Linked DNA regions of Mus musculus: region 1 is linked to region 2. A link is a loop called in an ENCODE intact Hi-C map of the cell type or tissue named here. Cell type or tissue: heart. All regions are shown on one strand. Each heading gives the region's core, and the rest is flanking DNA. Links, peaks and the distances in the headings are about the cores only.

Region 1 (8,951 bases), core at 371-8,370, 170 kb after region 2:
ACTGTGAAAGTGGTTATATCTTATTCATTACAGAACAAAGGAAGATATAAATCAAAGTATTTACAGAATACAGCAGTGGGGGGCCACAGGTAGTGAGTCAGTAAATCTAGTGGGCTTAATGAGATGTATTCTGAGGTCAGACACAGGTGTGGGCAATGAATGGCTTTCAAAGGGACTGAAAATAGCCCAAGATAATTTGGTTTCTGGTCTGCGACACTTTAATGATTCACAATCCTCCAAGTTCAGTCATTTGGCATCATAGAATATTTAACCCAGGTTACAGCTTCCCCTCTGTTTCTCTCTTTCTGTCTTTTCTCTCCTGCTAGGAATTTCACTTCACATTACCAAAGAACAATCTCAAACTAACAACTCTCCTGCCTCCACCACCCATGTGCTGGGGTCATGGTGGTGCACTACCATGCCCAGTTTCTGCAGTGCTGGGCATAACCCAGGCTTCTCTTCATGCTGAGTGGGTGCTCCACCAACTGAGCTACATCCCCAGCTCTTTCGTTTTGTTCACTAAGACAGCGTCTCTGTGGACTGGAGAGGTGGTGGCTCAGCTGTTAAAAGTATTGGCTGTTCTTTCAGAGGACCTGGGTTCAATTCCCAGTATCCATGTGGCAGCTCACAACCAGTTCCAGGAGACTGACACATCTAGCTGTACCAGGCAGTCATGTACACACATGCAGGAAAAATACCCATACATGTAAAAGAAAAAAAATAATTATCTTTTTTCAAAAAAGCCACTTATGGTGGCCCAAGCCTTTAATCCCAGCACTTGGGAAGCAGAGGCAGGTACATCTCTGAGTTCGAGACTAGCCTGGTCTATAAAGCAAGTCTCAAGACAGTCAGGGCCACACAGAGAAAACCTGTCTTCAAACAAACAAATGGTGTCTCTGGGGCTGGAGAGATGGCTCAGCTTTTAAGAGCTCTGGCTGTTCTTCCAGAGGACCCAGGTTCAATTTCTAGGCTCCAGATGGCAGCTCACAAACAGACTGTCTTTCCAACCCCTCCATGGGCACTGCACACTTGCTGTGTAGACGTGCATGCAGACAAAACACCCATCACATTAAATAAATATTTTTAGGGTAATGTCTCACTGCATATCTCATTCTGGCCTTCAATATGATAATCCTCCTGCCTCAGCCTCCCGGGTGCACTACCAAGCCCAGCTATGGATGATGATCTTAAAAAGCCAATTACAGACCTGTAATTCCAGCAATCGTTAGACTGAGGCAGGGGGATCACAATTCTGAGGACAGCCTAGTCTACATTATGTAGTGAGATTGGGGGGGGGGGATATTAAACTTTTGCTACTTTCCTATGCATCCATTTAGTTCTAGAAAGGTCTTTTGAGTAACCCGAGGTCTCAAATGCCTACAGTAAAGGAAGCCTGCAAGTGAGGTAGGGTGGGAGTGAAGGAGAGTGTTAAGACTGCAGTAGACTGGAGCGGGGCCTAAAAGGCAGAGCCATTTCTCAATCGGAATTCGAGCCACGAGTACATCTTTTTACATGAAACTGCTTAAGTATCAGAAGTATTTGTAAACCAAGCTGAGCCTAGGAGCTGGAGACAGGTCAGCCCCCTCATTCTCTGGGTGCAGACCGCTCACTCTGAGGCTGGGAAGGAAGGAAGGTCGTGGTTGCTGATACTCTGACCTTTGCTTTCTAAAGCTGCACATGTGGCAGGTTTATGCACAGTAAACGCTCTCATCCCCGGCAAGTGGGCAAGTGGGTCGTGGAGCGTTTACACTGCTGGGTATAGGGATCCAGAGATGAGTCAGGCGTGCTCCCTCCCCGGAGAGCAGATAGTCCTCAGAAGTATCCAAGCTTGCACACCAATAACCGTAAAACTGGCTACACAGTGGGGCTAAGAGCATGGATCAGTGAGTAAAGTGCTTGTTGCTGCAGCATGAGGACCTGAGTTCAAATCCCTGCCTCCCATGTAAAGAGTCAGGCATAGAAGAATGTGCCTGAAGCCCCAGCACTGGGGGACAGAGAAAAGCAGATCCCACGAATTCACTGATCAGACAGTCAGGCTGAAGCAGCGAGCTTCTGGTCCAGTGTGAGACCCTGACTCAAGGCATGTAAGAATGGGAACATGTGAAGACCCACACATACACACACACATACACACACACACTCACACACACACATACACACACACTCACACACACACACACACAACCTGGGGCAGATTTATTTTGAAGCACCTGGAGCAGCCAGAGTTGGCTCTGTGCTCTCCACCCCTGGAGTCTGCAAGGTGATATTTGCCAACAGGGGAGTAAAACAGGCCCTATTTTGATATCCAGACATGTCTTTGCCCATTGCCTCTTATGTACCTGTTTCCTGTTTGTGGAAGTGATAAGGGTGTTAGGAGAAAAACTAAGACAATAACCAGCCAGTACTGAGCAACTGGCCCGTGTCAGGCTCTTTCATTTCATAGGTAGGTGACTTACCTGGACTGTGTGGCTCCAAAAGCTATCACTTCAATACCAGGGCCTTTCCACTCAGCATTTGGGCTATTGAGGGCCAGATGACTTCGGTGGGGGCTGTAATGGGCACTGTGGCTGTTGAGTTAGCTGCTCCCAGGCCCTTCTGCTGGAAGCTAGAACTCTCCAACGCATCAGTCAAAACTACCTCAGACATCGCTGCATGTCCCATGTTAAGTCAGCGCCACCTGAGAGCCACTGGCCAAGGCTAAAATGTCTCTCTCAGCTATGCCATTTAATTAAAAGTTAGCTGGGCTCAATTTCCAGCACCTCACACACTAAACTCTAACCCAACCCCAGGGCTCCACTCTGGCCCTCATGCCTCCAGTTCTCAACACCAAGAAGTCAGGCAGGTGAAATGGCTCAGCAGGGAAAGGCGCTTGTGAAGCAAGCCTCGTTACTGAGTTCCGTCCCCAGAGCTCATGTGAGTTGGTAGAGAGAGTCAGCTTCACAAAGATGTCCTCTGGCTTCCACATGCACACACACATGCACGCACACACACTCACATGCTCGTGCACACACACATATGCACCATTATACACACACACAGACCCACCCACACACATACATACACACTCACACAACACATATCATCACTATACACATACAACATTCACACATACGCACTCACACTCTCACACACACTCACATACAGTGCTTAAGAGCACTGGCTTCTCTTGCAGAAGACCAAGATTCAATCCACAGCACCTACATGGCAACTCACAACCACCTGTAACTTCATTTCAGAGGAACCTACCACCCCCTCATGGCCTCCTTCGGTATTTTCACATATGTGATACACATACAGACATGTAGGCGCACACATGTGCATATAAATAAAAATATTTAAAACTCATAGTACTATTTTTAAAAATAAAATAAAAATACATACTCCACAATCAGTGAAGGGCTCTCTTAAGACTCAGGGGTCACCAAGGATCTCTCCTCCTTCTCCTCCTTCCAGGCCCAAGAGGGATGTGAAGCCCCAAAATGACCCTGTTACCGGGAGACAACTCGCACTATGACTACAGCGCTCTAAGCTGCGCCTCAGACACCTCCTTCCACCCGGCCTTCTTCCCACAGCGCCAGGCCATCAAGGGCGTCTTCTACCGCAGGGCCCAACGATTGCGGCCGCAGGACGACCTGCACCAGAGCTGCTCCCTTGGGGACCGCAGGCGACAGATCATCATCAACGTGGGTGGCATCAAGTACTCACTACCTTGGACCACCCTGGATGAGTTCCCACTGACGCGGCTGGGCCAGCTCAAGGCCTGCACCAACTTCGACGACATCCTGAGCGTGTGTGATGACTATGACGTAACCTGCAACGAGTTCTTCTTCGACCGCAACCCCGGAGCTTTTGGCACCATCCTCACCTTCCTGCGGGCCGGCAAGCTGAGGCTGCTTCGGGAGATGTGCGCCCTGTCCTTCCAGGAGGAGCTGCTGTACTGGGGCATCGCGGAGGACCACCTGGACGGCTGCTGCAAGCGCCGGTACCTGCAGAAAATCGAGGAGTTTGCTGAGATGATGGAGCGCGAGGAGGAGGAGGAGCCGCTGGACAGCGAGGATCAAGAGAGTGAGGGTCCGTCCGCCAGCGAGGGCCGCCTGAGCCGCTGCATGAGGAGGCTGCGTGACATGGTGGAGCGGCCACACTCAGGGCTGCCTGGCAAGGTGTTTGCCTGCCTGTCCGTTCTGTTTGTCACCGTCACCGCCGTCAACCTGTCTGTCAGCACCCTGCCCAGCCTGCGTGAGGAGGAGGAACAGGTAAGACCGTCAGCAGCTCTGAAGACTGGCTCTAACTTCCTATGCCATCCCTGGGAGGTCTTCTCTCTCTGCGCTAGCCGAACAACCTTAGTGCTGCTTGATGTCTTACTATGTGGACGTGTTTGTATCCATCTTCTCTACCTCCCTCCCTGATAATGTGAGTGTCCTGAAGTCAGCAGCTGTGACGGTCCTGGTCTCTACTGCGCCCCCTACTGTCCTAGCCTGTGGGCTCTAGAACAAAGGCCAACAAAGAGACCCCGAGCCTCTTCTGCAGATTGCATGAGTGTTTGGGTGATATGACCCTGACACGCCTGCCTCTGAGCTGGGCACATTCCAGAGGCCATTAAAACTGACCTCCCATCTCCCTTCTTTAGTAACCTACCAAACTTGTTTTCTTAGTCATGCAAACAATTTTTTTTTATCCATAGGTCTGTGTGTATGGACATGTCCCCACAGGATAAGCATGTTTCTGTGCACAGTAAGAAATTGCGGCTAGGGTGGGCAGTGGTGGCGCACGCCTTTAATCCCAGCACTTAGGAGGCAGAGACAGGTGGATTTCTGAGTTCGAGGCCAGCCTGGTCTACAGAGTGAGTTCCAGTACAGCCAGGACTACACAGAAAAACCCTGTCTCGAAAAAAAAAAAAAAAAGAAGAAGAAGAAGAAAGGAAGGAAGGAAGGAAGGAAGGAAGGAAGAAAGAAAGAAAGAAAGAAAGAAAGAAAGAAAGAAAGAAAGAAAGAAAGAAAGAAAGAAAGAGAAAGAAAGAAGAAATTGCATGTAGCAGCAGTGGTGATGCACACCTCTAATCCCAGAGGCAGGTGGAGGCAGAGGCAGGTGGATCTCTGTGAGTTTGAGGCCAGCCTTGTCTACAGAGCTAGTTCCAGGATAGCCAAAGCTACTCAAAGAAACCTTGTCTGGAGTAGGGGAGGGTATTCCATGTAAGGCAGTTACTCTCAGTCTGACACAGGCTGACTGCTATCAGAAGCCATGGGAGCCTGGAGACGGGGCTCTGCTTAGCTTCCCTGCAGGTCCTCCTGTAACTCCATAGGAGGCATGTTCTCTCACCCGTCCAGCCAGTGAGGACACTGAAGCAGACAGAACAGTTTACATAGGTTCACGGAATCCATGGTCTGTATACCCCACACAGCAGCTAGGGACCCATGATACCCCACAGAAGTCCATGACTGACCTGTCCGCAACTCCCCCACACTAGACTTGAGGTCTTCAGAAATGAAGCGTTTCCCATATGGAAATGCTCACTTGAGTTTTCATACCGATGACAGAGACATGCTGGGTCCACAGGGGAGGTCCCCTGGGCCTTTGGGTCGGGATTCCTGTACCACATGAACGAACCAGGCACTCACTGTGCAGACATTTGAGAGACGGTCTGACAGAGTGGGGTGAACATACCAGCACTAATTGAGGACCAGCTGTAGAGCCTGCACGTGCTAAGCCTTTTGTGCTGTTTGACTTAATCTTAGAAGTTCTCATGAGGAAGGAGCCCTTCCATCTACAGATGTCATGGCGGATATGGTCATCGAGGCTGCCTTTTATAACTCAGAGAGAACTGCTAGCGTGTTCTTACACACTGAAGGTTTTTTTTTTTTTTAAAGGGATCTTAAGAAAATATTTCAGGCTAGAGAGAAGGCTCAGAGGTTAAGAGCACTGGCTGCCCTTCCAGAGGACCTGAGTTCAGTTCCCAGTAACCACATGGTGGCTCATGACCGGCTCATAATGAAATCTGATGCCCCCTTCTGGTATGCAGGTATACATGGAGATATACACTAAATAAAACTTTAAAAAGGAAAATTTAATGTTGATGATCATAGGAACCGGGGACAAGGGGGGTAGGCTAGAGCCAGACAGCTGGAACCTGAGTCCCATCTCACCCACCCTGGCTGCACTGCGGTGGGGAAGTTACTAGACCATGCTATGCCTCAGTTTCTCTGTCCATTCCAGGGACTATGAATGCTGTTCTGAACATTCAGTTAAGTGAGGAAGTCCATGTATGGGGAACAGCACCAAGCCTGGCATGTTATTGAGTACAGATTTGGTTTTAGCTCCATCATTTTGTGAGACAGAGCTTTACTACGCCAGGTTGGCCTGAAACTCACAACACCTCTTCTGCCTCAGCTTCTGAGTCATAGCTTTATCATCACCAGACCCATTATTCTTGGTTCTAATTTTTTAGAGATTTCTATTATTATTTTATGTGTATATGGTGGGGCAACGAGGACTCTCCTGCTCCAGCAGAGGGTGTTGGATGCCCCGAGGTTACAGACTCTTGTGGGCCACCTGACGTGGTGCTGGGATCTGAACTCCTGAGGAGCAGTGAGCACTCTGAACCCCTGAGTCATTTCTCCACCACTTCCCCCACCACCACCACCTTATTCCTAATTTTATCAGGAAAACAGCATCAAAGCCACACTGATGGGACTTCTGGCACTGTTTTGTTTTGGTTTCTCCATGTGGTGCTGGAGGTGGAACCCAAGGCCCCCACAGGCTAGGCTAGTGGCCTATCATTATATATATACTCCCAATCTGACAGCACTCTTTTTAAATGTGTGTGTGTGTGTGTGTGTGTGTGTGTATGTGTGTGATGTGTGTGCATGTATGTGGTATATGTGTGTAATGTGTGTGCATGTGTGCATGTATGTGTGCATGTATGTATGTGCATGTATGTGGTGTGTGCATGTGTGTGCATATGTGCATTATGTGTGTGGTGTGTGCATGCATGGGCATGTGTGTTGTGTATGTGTGATGTGTATGCATGTATGTGGTATGTGTGCATGTGTGATGTGTGTCCATGTATATGCTGTGTGTGCATGTGTGTTCATGTATGGGCATGCATGTGGTGTATGTGTGATGTGTATGCATGTATGTGGTATGTGTGCATGTGTGATGTGTGTCCATGTATATGCTGTGTGTGCATGTGTGTTCATGTATGGACATGTATGTGGTGTATGTGTGATGTGTATGCATGTATGTGGTATGTGTGCATGTGTGTGATGTTTGTGCATGTATATAGTGTGTGTGCATGCATATGTGTGTTGTGTGTGCATGTGTGTGTATACAAACATGTGGTGTGTATGCATGTGCAAGAGTGCACGTGTGCAGGAATGTGAGTGAAGGCCTAGAGTTGGCATCACTTATTTTCCTAATTGACCTATGCTTTTTTGCACTGAGGTGGGATCTCTTCCTTAAAACAAGAGTTTGCCAATCCTGGCTAATCTAGCTACCCAGCTTACCTCTGGATCCTGTCTTTTCCTTCTGAGCAGAGGCTGCAGTGGCTGCCACACCTGCCTGGATTTTACCTAGGTCCTGGGGATGCAAACACTGGTCCTCACAGCAAGGGCTTTACCCACTGGGTCACCAACAACATCCTGATATGTCTTTAAAAAATCAAATAAATAAACCAGGTGGTGGTGTCACATGCCTTTAATCCCAGCACTCAGGAGGCAAAGGCAGCTGGATCTCTGAGTTTGAGGCCAGCCTGGTCTACAGAGCAAGTTCTGGGACAGCCAGGGCTATGCAGAGAAACCCTGTTTCAAAAAAAAATCAAAATAAATACATGAATAAACAAACAGGGCAGGAGAGGGTTGTGTGAATCTACGATCCCAGAACTTGGGAGGTGAAGAGAGAAGGGTCAGGAGTTCTAAGTCACCCTCTACCACCCTGACTCGGAAGAAAGAACCAGAGAGAGAGAGAGAGACAGACAGACAGACAGACAGAAAGACAGATCCCTAGCCTTATTTATTTATTTATTTATTTATTTATTTATATTGTTGCTGTGTAGCTCTGGCTGTCCTGGAACTTGCTCTATAGACCAGGTTGGCCTTGAACTCACAGAGACCCACCTGCTTCTGCCTCCCAAGTGCTGGGGTTAAAGGTGTGTGCCACCATGCCCGACCCTGGCTTTCTTTATGTCAGTGGCAATGATCTTTGGTTTTACTTGGGGACCAGTAGGGTTCATCGTGGCACCTGGTCCATGTGCATACATTTGAGGGCCTACTGTATACAGGCACTGCAGGGGAGACAGTGACCAGGACAAGTCTTCAGACTTGCAAGTATATTGGGCTTAGCTGGGTTGGTGGTACCCCACTTCATAACCACACAACAAGGGGCCTTGTGTGAGAGGCCTAAACACACCTGGGGCTACTCAGGTGGGGTACACTCCAGGAAGGCTTCCTGGAGAAGGAGGGCTTCTCACCCCAGAGATTGGGAACATCAGAGTCCCCAGGTCAAGGATTGCATCACCAAGCTGGAGTGAATTTTCAGAAAGACAAAACCACAGAGGTCCTCTGAGAAGCTAATCACAATCCAGAGTCTTCCTAATGCTTCAACCCTTTTAATACAGTTCCTCATGTTGTGGTGACCCCAACCACAAAACTGTTTTCGTTGCTCCTTTGTAACTGTAATTTCGATATTGTTATGAATCATAATGTAAATATTTGATATACGCTGGGCAGTGCTGGCGCACACCTTTAATCCCAGCACTTGGGAGATGAGTGGATTTCTGAGTTCGAGGCCAGCCTGGGCTAGAGTGAGTTCCAGGACAGCCAGGACTACACAGAGAAACCCTGTTTTGAAAAATCATTGTGTGTGTGTGTGTGTGTGTGTGTGTGTGTGTGTGTGCTTACAGGATATCTGATGTGGGATCCCACAAAGGGGTTCCAATCCACAGTTTGAGAACCACTGCG
Region 2 (8,951 bases), core at 386-8,385:
TTCTCCTCCTCCTCCCCCTCCTCCTTCTCTTCCTCTCTCTCTCCCTCCTCCCCCTCCTCCTCTCTTCCTTCTCTTCCTCCTCCTTCCTACATCACCTCACGCCATCCTCACACTTCCTAGCCCAGTGAATGGCATTTCTAGTCACTCCCAAGCTCGGGCGTTTGCTCTGGTCCCTCTCTCTCCCTCTGCCCATGAGAGAGGAAAATGGCTGCTGCCACACTTAATCTTCACTGTCTGTATGAGAGGATTTAGAGTCACCCGGGAGATTGACAAGGCTCATCACTTCCTGGATGTCTGCAAGGGCATTCCCATGAGGATTAAGTGAGGAGGAAAGACTCCTGCTGACCGGGCATCACCACCTGTGGTCTGAGGGCCAGGGCATAGGAGGAGGAAGAAGGCAGCCAGCCAGGTGCAGACATTTCCCAGTCTCTACCGGTCAGCCATGATGGGACTGATCAACTCAGCTCAGCTGCAGCCTTCCACCACGGTAGGCTGAGGCCTCTGTAGCTGTGTGCCAAAATAGGTCCTTGCCCCTCAAATCCTTCTATCAGGATCAGGAACATGGTCAGAGCTTTGATCAAATCCACCAGTATGGTAGCTCCTTGCTGCTTCTCTTTCATCCCCCTGTGGTTTCCCAACCTGGCTTCTCTAGCCCGGGTTACGCCATCAGAATCCTCCCAGAAGCCCCGGCTTCCACTTCCAGCACCTCTAGCAGCCAGACTGGTCATCCTGAAACCCAGATCTAGTCCTGCAGAACAAGCCTCCATTTCCCCACAGTGGCATACAAGAGATGATGCCCACACACACCACGAGAGGTTTCAATCCTAGCGCAGAGCTGGTCTTCAAATTCATCCACTAAATCACTGTATTTTTCCTGTGAAGGACATATTTTTGGTGGGCCACATGGTCTGTTGCGGGACGAAACAGTAAGTGTATGTGTGCATGAATGGCTGTGGTTGTATGTCAATAAAACTTTATTTACAGAAACAAATGGGAGGGCCAGATTTGGACCGTGAACCACACCTTGCGGGCCTCTGCTTTAAATCAATGAGTGGATTACTAAGCAGAGGCATTCCTTGTGTTGAAGTGTCAGAAGACATGAAAGGACTTAGCTGGCATAGAATTTAGTATACAGCATGTGCTCGGTTGGGGACCATCAGCATAAGACCGGTATTATTATTCCTCCCTTCTGCACTGTCAAGGGATCAGCAGTCCTGACTCCATGGAAAGAGGCTGGGATCTTTTCTTTCCCAAAGGTCTGACAGCACACTGTGGTGTATAGAGAAGGTTCTGCAAACCAAACCAAAAACAAGACCTACTGTGTGCCAGGCACTGACGTTCATGATTTCAGTTCTTAAAATCTAAGAAAATATTCACGCCCTGAAGCAACTCTGGAGTTTTCAGGAAAATGAAGTGAGAATTCCACACAATGCAAACCTACCATGCACCTGAGGGCTCTGTACAGTGTCCAGGGCACCCGAGGATCCAACAGCAAGCTCCCCTACAAAGGCTACATTGTCACACAGCCCTTTCCCACCAATGAGGTTGCACAGGTGTGGGTTGCTCCCAGGCAGAGAGAGAAAGAGAGAAGAGAGAAGAGAGAGGTTGAGGGCTGTTGACATCTCTCTGCTGCTTTCTTGAATGCAGACCAGCAAATTCTCTTTTTTGCAGTATGCAACCAATTTTCCACCTATCTGAACCAAAAATGTTTTATTTTAATACGTGCATTGTTGATGTGCATTGTTGGGGCCTGCCACACCCACTTCCAGTAAAGATGTCAATTCACCCTCATAGGCCTGCCTCTGGCTGGTTTACCAGGGCTGGTCTATCATCAACTATGAGCCCCATCACTTAGGACAACAAGAAAGGCTTTGCAGGGTCTGGGACAATGACTCAGAAATTAAAGCACTTACTGCTCTTGCCACCCATGGCTCAGGTTTAGTTCCCAGCACCCACATGGCAGCTCACAGCCATCTATAATTCCAGTTCCAGGGGATCTGATGCCCTCTTCCAACCTCTGTTGCACCAGGCGTGCACACAGCGCAGAGACATACTGCGAGGGCAAGATACTCTACCGCATGAAAAGTAAAATTAAGTGAATCTTTTAAAAGAAAGAGAGAGCTTCCCCCGTGAGGTTGAAAAGGATTAATAATGACATCGTTAACTGCCACAGAAGTACCAGTGGCACCGGTCACAGCCTGTCTCACATCTCATTTAGAGTCATACATTGTGTCTCATTGCTAATGAGACAGAAAGTTCCAGAGGATGAACACTATGTCCTATGAATCCATCCAACAGTGATTGATGGCACGGAGGTGCCCTGGACCCTGGTGGGAAGCTGGGCACATAGACTGTAACAGAAGAGGCTGCCAGGCTCTGCGAAGCAGAAGGAAGAGCGACGGTGGCCAAGAAACTCGCAGTGGGGCAGGATGTAGGGGTCAAGAATCAAACATGGCCCCATGGTTGCAGAAATCTAACAGTGCTTTGTGTAAACAGAAACACAGTAAAGTCCAGCTTCAGAGCTGTGGAGGTACAAGCTGGGACCCCCGCATTCAGGGGGCTGAGGCAGGAGGATCATGAGTTTGAGGCCAGCCGAGACTACGCAGCCAGGCCTTATCTCAATAGCCTGGATGACCCACAAGCCTCGTGGTTCACTCATGGTTCTAACCATGCCTTCTGTGACCCTATCTTTTCCCAGCATCCTCCACAGGGCTCTTGGTTATATCTTTCCAGGTTCTCATCCCAGAGACCAGATGTACACTGATTGGCTGCTCAAGGTCATGTACTTGCTTGTGAGCCAATGACCACACATGCAAATGGCCCCTGTGAAGAACCAGTCAGGACCCAGTGTGGATGGAAAGGGGAGGGGTCAACTTGTTTCCCAGCAGAACAGACACCCACAGGCTCCCTCAGAGCCAGGACAGGGATCCCCAGTGGAGCTGGACCCCCAAGCCTTCCCAGTGTCCCTCACTGGACTGCGCTCCTCACGTGTGCTCACGTTGACTCCTCAGGCACAATGACACTAGTGGAGGTGAACTCACAGTTTATGTGACATTTAACGGCCAGGGTGTCCCCTGGCCAGTCTTAGGGAAGATGCTTACTGGTGGACTTGGATCTGAGCCCTGGAAATCGAATGTGCGTTACTGTCTTAGTCAGGGTGTTACTGCTGTGAACAGACACCATGACCAAGGCAACTCTCATAAGGACAGCATTTAATTGGGGCTGGCTTACAGGTTCAGAGGTTCAGTCCATTATCATTAAGGTGAGAGCATGGCAGCATCCAGGCAGGCATGGTGCAGGAGGAGCTGAGAGTTCTACATCTTCATCTGAAGGCTGCTAACAGAATACTGACTTCCAGGCAGCTAGGATGAGGGTCTTAAAGCCCACACCCACAGTGACACACTTACTCCAACAAGGACACACCTTCTAATAGTGCCACTCCCTGGGGCAAACATAAACAAACCATCACCTTTGTAGGTGTTGGCTTGAAGCTGAGGGTCAAGGTGTCACCCAGCTGTCCTGGGTTCCAGATTGAACAAGCTCCAGTCCTACTTTGGCCTGGGACTCAACTGAGTGATTGGAGCTTCAAGGTGGATGGGGAGAGAAGCCCCCCTGCCCCCGGCACCCAGAAGGACCTGTCCTTCACAAGTCTACCTCCAGCATATCTTGTTGACCTTTCATGCAGACCTAGCAAGGCAACCCCCTCCACACTTCAGGGGGATTTGGGTGGATCAGCAGATCAGCAGTTCTCAATCTGTGGGTTGTGACCCTTTCGGGGATCCCTTAAGACTATAGGAAAACATAGATATTTACATTAACATTCATCATAGTAGCAAAATGACAGTTATATAGTGGCAGTGAAAATAATTTTATGGTATGGGGTCACCACAACACTAGGGACTACTGCTCCTGTTGTAAAGGGTCGAAGCACTAGGAAGGTTGAGAACCACTGATCTAGATGAACATGAATTCTAACAGATCACCCATGATGGATATTGTTAGTGGGAAAACAGAATCGTTTCTGGACTTGGTGGTGCTCACCTTTGACCCCAGCACTTGGAAAGCGGAAACAGGCAGATAGCTGTGATTCTGAGCCCAGCCTGGGCTGCACAGTGAGTTCCAGGCCAGCCAAGGCTGCACAGTGACAGCCTGTCTCAAAACAAAATAGAAACAACAGAGCACCCTTTTCCCAGACTCTGCAATTCCCTGTGGAGTCGGCTTCTGTGTCTCTGTAGTGGGAGGAAGCGTCACAAGGCACTTTCCTTCCAGGTTGGGATAGGAAGGGCTGGACAGTGGCGATGGGCCACTAAAGCTGGACACCCCTCTGCTGTCCATGTGACCTTTTAACCTGCTTCTCTTGCAGGACCCCATACCTGCCTGTCCACTGGAGACCTGCATTTGCCACTCTAGGCTTCCCTCAACTCAGGGGTTTCCTCCCACTCAACGACATGGTTCTTGGAGCTTAGATAACAATGTCATCACATCACAATGTCCATGTGCCAGGTGAGCATAGCTAGAGACTCAGAGAGAACCGGACACACACCAGCTGCTGATGCTAGCCTGAAAACAGGTTCCTGTCAGGAAATACCAGCCAAAGCCTATTATTCAGATCTGGTGCTGTCTCCTTTTCGGTTCCACATATTTCAGTGTTGGCCTTAGCCCAAGAGCACACATCCTCACAAGGACAAATGCAGGCTCTGCACTCTTGGAACCCTCCCCACAGATGAGGCCCAGCATCATATATGTCAGGAAATCCAGAGCCTGGCTAGTGTGGTTTGTTACTATCTAACATTTTATACATGCAGTTGTGCAGAGAGCAGTGAACCATGAATGCAGCTATGTGGATTCAGAGAAAGGTTAAAGTTTACTCTCTGAGCGGCAGAGAGATGGCTCGGTGTCTAGGAGTACTGGCTGCTCTTCCAGGGGACTTGGATTTGTTTCCCTGCACCCACGTGGCAGTTCACCATTATAACTCCTGCTCCAGGAATCCAGTGCCCTCTTCTGGCCTCCATGAGCACCAGCCACACTCGTGATGCATAAGACACGGGGTGCAAGTAAAACACCCAAACACATACAAATAAAAATGGTTTATTAAAAAACCACCACTCTCTCCAGGCAGTAATGATGCACACCTTTTTTTATTTTAGTTTTCAAGACAGGGTTTCTCTGTGTAGCCCTGGCTGTCCTGGAACTCACTCTGTAGACCAGGCTGGCCTCGAACTCAGAAATCTGCCTGCCTCTGCCTCCCAAGTGCTGGGATTAAAGGCGTGTGCCACCACTGCTCAGCATGATGCACACCTTTAAATCTAGCACTCCATTTGGGAGGCAGCAGTAGGTGGCTGTGAGTTCAAGGCCAGCCAGGGCTACAACAGAGAAACCCTGTCATGGAAAAAAACAAAACAAAACAAAAGAACAAAGCAAAACAAACCACAACTGTCATAGCTCCAAATCACACAGGGAAAGCTGACCCCCAGTCTTCATGTCACCTCTCCCATTAGAAGAATCCTCCTGCTAAGCTGGAGTTACATCCTTTAAGTTGAAGGTAGCATGCCCAGCTATTACCACGCAGAGTGGAGCCTCACAAGAAGATGGTCCAGAGCAAGCGACTGGAGACTTTTCACAGCTTTTGGGTCTTCCCTTCAAGGCAAAGTCCTGGTTTTAACTCTTTGCCTTTGGTTGGCAGGCAGTGGAAATGGTCAGAGTGCAGATACGATGGCCGGAGCTGGTGCAGCCACACTGGGCCATGAGAGAGATGCCATAGCGAAGGATAAGAACCCGGTTTTCTGATGGTGGCAAGCCTGCCCTACTAGCCCCATATGCTTACACAGACTGTCAACCAGAAAAAGACATGTAGGCATCACTATTTTGGGATTCCTCTTCAGTAGCTAAACTGCGGGCTGAATTTACACATTTCCTAAGCTTTTCTAAGATGGCTTCATCTGCTTCATAAGCAGCTGACGCTGGGAACTAAGAGCCTTCTCTCGGGCGTCCATTCACCCAGCAACTGTGTGTGTCTCCCTGTGCCTGGCTCAGAGATGCTGAACAAGGAAGTGTCCAGATGGCTTACATTTACAGGTTCCGGCCAGGGACCTGTGGCTTCTCCAGTCTACCAGCCTGTTATTCTTTGGTGTGGCACTGCTGTCTAGGCTGATGTTAGCCTCTGCTTATGAGCTGGTAGCCACCGGCTGACCTATCTGCCCTCCCTTCCAGCTGGCCCATTCCCCGGAGGGAGGCCTGCCTATGGCCATCAGCAGCCTTGCTGTGGTGGCTACTCCTGGTTGTCAACTTGACTTCATCGGGAATGAACTACAATCCAGAAATGGAGGGCACACCTGCGATCCGGATCTCGTGGCCATGAAAAGCTTAGGCCCAGGCAGGGTAGTACACACCTTTAATCCCAGGAGACACAGACAAGCAGATCTCTGAGTTCAAGGCCAGCCCTGGGGCAGAGCAAATTCCAAGTCCAGATGTGGTAGTTCTCACCCTTAATCTGGGCCACGCCTTTTTCTGGAGGCCGACATACGGACACTGAAAGAAGACGACTCACTCTTCTCCACCTGCTTGCACTTTCTTGCCAGCACATCCGTTGGAACCCACTTCTTCAGACTCCAGCGTCTACAGAAGACCAGCTGAAACAACTAGCCTCGTGGGCCTGAGCAATGACTAGACTCTTGGGCTTCCCATTCACAGCTGCCCACTGTTGGGTCAGTAGGACTGCAGACTGTACATCATCTCAATGAATTCCCTTCATATACAGGGATACTCCATAAGCTCTGCGGCTCTAGAGAGCCCTGACTTCCTCTGGCCTTACCTCCTGCACCCTCTGTGGCAGGTGGAACTTCTGTGGTCAGCTCTGCCCTGCACCCTAGGGAGCCTGCTCGGTTTCAAGTTCAGCCCCGGGTCTTCTGCACTGACCCCAAACCCTTCCCCTGCTGATCTTGTGCTTTACTGACTTGTCTGTCTCCGAGCTTCCTGGTGGTAGGGGGACTGGAGGGCAGGAGGATCAATGTGACCCCACTGCCGAGCTCCCACGACTGACTCGGATGGACTCTAAGGGTGACAGGTGAGGCCTGGAAGCCCACTGGTGTGAGATGCTCAAGGGTAGCAGTCCTCAACCTATGGATCCTGACCCCTGCTGGGGGGTGTTGAACACCTTTCTCACAGGGGTCCCACATCAGAGAGCTTGCATTTCAGATATTTACATTATGATTCATAAGAGTAGCAAATGTATAGCTATGAAGTAGCAATGAAAACATTTTTATGGGGCTGGCGAGATGGCTCAGTGGTTAAGAGCGCCGACTGCTTTTCTGAAGGTCCTGAGTTCAAATCCCAGCAACCACATTGTGCCTCACAACCATTCGTAATGAAATCTGACGCCCTCTTCTGGAGTGTCTGAAGACAGTTACAGTGTACTTACATATAATACATAAATAGATCTTTTTTAAAAAAAAGAAAATATTTTTATGGTTGGGGTCAGCCCAACATGATGACATAAAGGGTCACGCATTAGGCGGGTTGAGAGCCTCTGCTCTAGGGGCCATGTAAACCTAGAAGTGCCTCAGCTGCTTCCTTGGCGCATTGATACTCCTAAGACTTCCTCAGCAGGCTGCCCAGAAGCACTGGGGGACATTGATGCAGATGAACCCACTACCTCTGGTCACACTTTCCTAAGAAGAGAAATACACAACACAGTACTGAGTCACATGGTCACTGCCAGTGTGGAGGTGATAGGTGGAGAAACTGTGCCCAAGGGAGTCAAGTGCATTCTTTGGTGACAGAACAGGGATGCATCCTGCAGCAAAGAAGATACCTGAGGCAGCATGGGCACAGTCTCACCTCCCAGGGCTAGCTGCATCTTGATAAATATAGTCCTCAGGATGGCATAACAGCAGCCTTGCCAGGAGCTCAGGGGAGACTTCCTGCCTGGGCAGGGACTCAAGCATCATGCTTAAGCTGGGAGGAAAGGCTCGAGGCAGGAGGCAGAGGCAGAGGCAAGAGAATTGCCTTGAGTTTTGAGGCCAGCCTTGGCTACATCGAACCATAGTATGGCCCACATATTTACAAGACCACACAGGAGCAGCAGCCAGGAAGAGCAGATGTGGGTGCGGTGGGGCTAGGTTTAAGATATGCTGCAGACCAGGAGAGGGGACTTCAAAATGCTTCCATCATTGAAGACTTCTGGCCACAGCTGGCGGGGGGGGGGGGGGTGTTGTCTTTGAAATAATGTGCTTCACTGGGCTACAAAAAGAGCCTTGGGGAGAAGAGAGATGTGGACAGTAACAGGACTGTCTCTTCCTTGCCCCTCTCCACAGGCCTGGGGAGGGACACAGGCACAGTCCCACTGTGAGGGTCTTGCCTGGCGCTGTCCCTGATACTCAGACAGGCAGTTCATACAGTCGAGATGTGTTGGCTCTTGGTTTTGGAAGCCAGGGCCAAGCGGCTATGTCTGGTGGGGTGCTTCTTGCTGGCAGCTTCTCTTGTCACTGGTGGGGTCCCCGAAGTCACGTCAGTTGCTTTTCTTATTGCTCTGAAAATACCTGTCAAGAGCAGCTTCAGGGGAAAGGATTTCTCTTGGCTCACGGTCTAAGAAGCTCACAGTCTAAGCTCCACCTGGGCTTTATGATGAGAATCCTCTGGAGTCTAGGACATTGGGACACTCGTTCCTCAGCTAGTAGCACTGTGTAGGGAGGTTTAGGACATGGAGCCTTGAGGCCGGAAGTACATCATTGGGGGCAGGCTTTGAGGTTTCCAAGAGGCTCTCCCCTCTGTACTTCCTGTTTGTGGTTTAGGGTGTGAGCGCTTGGCTGCTGCTCTCCTCGGCAGCTGCGGAGCTCTCCCACCATAGCGAGCTCTCCCGCCATAGTGGCGATGGTGTTTTCTCTGCCCAGAACTGTAAGCCACAAATAAACCTTTCCTTCCATGAGCAGCCTTGGCAGCGGTGTTTTATCACA

Evidence for each region. A loop is a pair of places that touch in the nucleus more often than their neighbours do. Peaks named below come from ENCODE experiments on the same cell type or tissue, not always from the same donor. Only the 100,000 strongest peaks of a DNase experiment are listed, where the experiment ranks them.
Region 1: a loop joins it to region 2, with 4 times the contacts of the local background. A loop is called at or near these places in 35 of 42 quality-filtered maps.

What each region holds. Positions count from the first base shown.
Region 1 is chr2:168,263,771-168,272,721 of GRCm38, reverse strand. Kcng1 (potassium voltage-gated channel, subfamily G, member 1) reads left to right here. Exons shown (of 3, transcript NM_001081134.2): 2 at 3,454-4,253. The coding sequence starts at 3,480. Among named protein-coding and RNA genes, the nearest start is that of Kcng1, 13 kb to the left of the region's middle. In heart, for the core only: a CTCF peak has its summit at 4,474 (motif pointing left); no DNase peak of the experiment used is centred there; H3K4me3 peaks cover 610 bases; H3K27me3 peaks cover 6,777 bases.
Region 2 is chr2:168,429,599-168,438,549 of GRCm38, reverse strand. No RefSeq gene overlaps it. Among named protein-coding and RNA genes, the nearest start is that of Gm33413, 5.4 kb to the left of the region's middle. In heart, for the core only: no CTCF peak of the experiment used is centred there; a DNase peak (open chromatin) is centred at 4,169; H3K27me3 peaks cover 1,001 bases.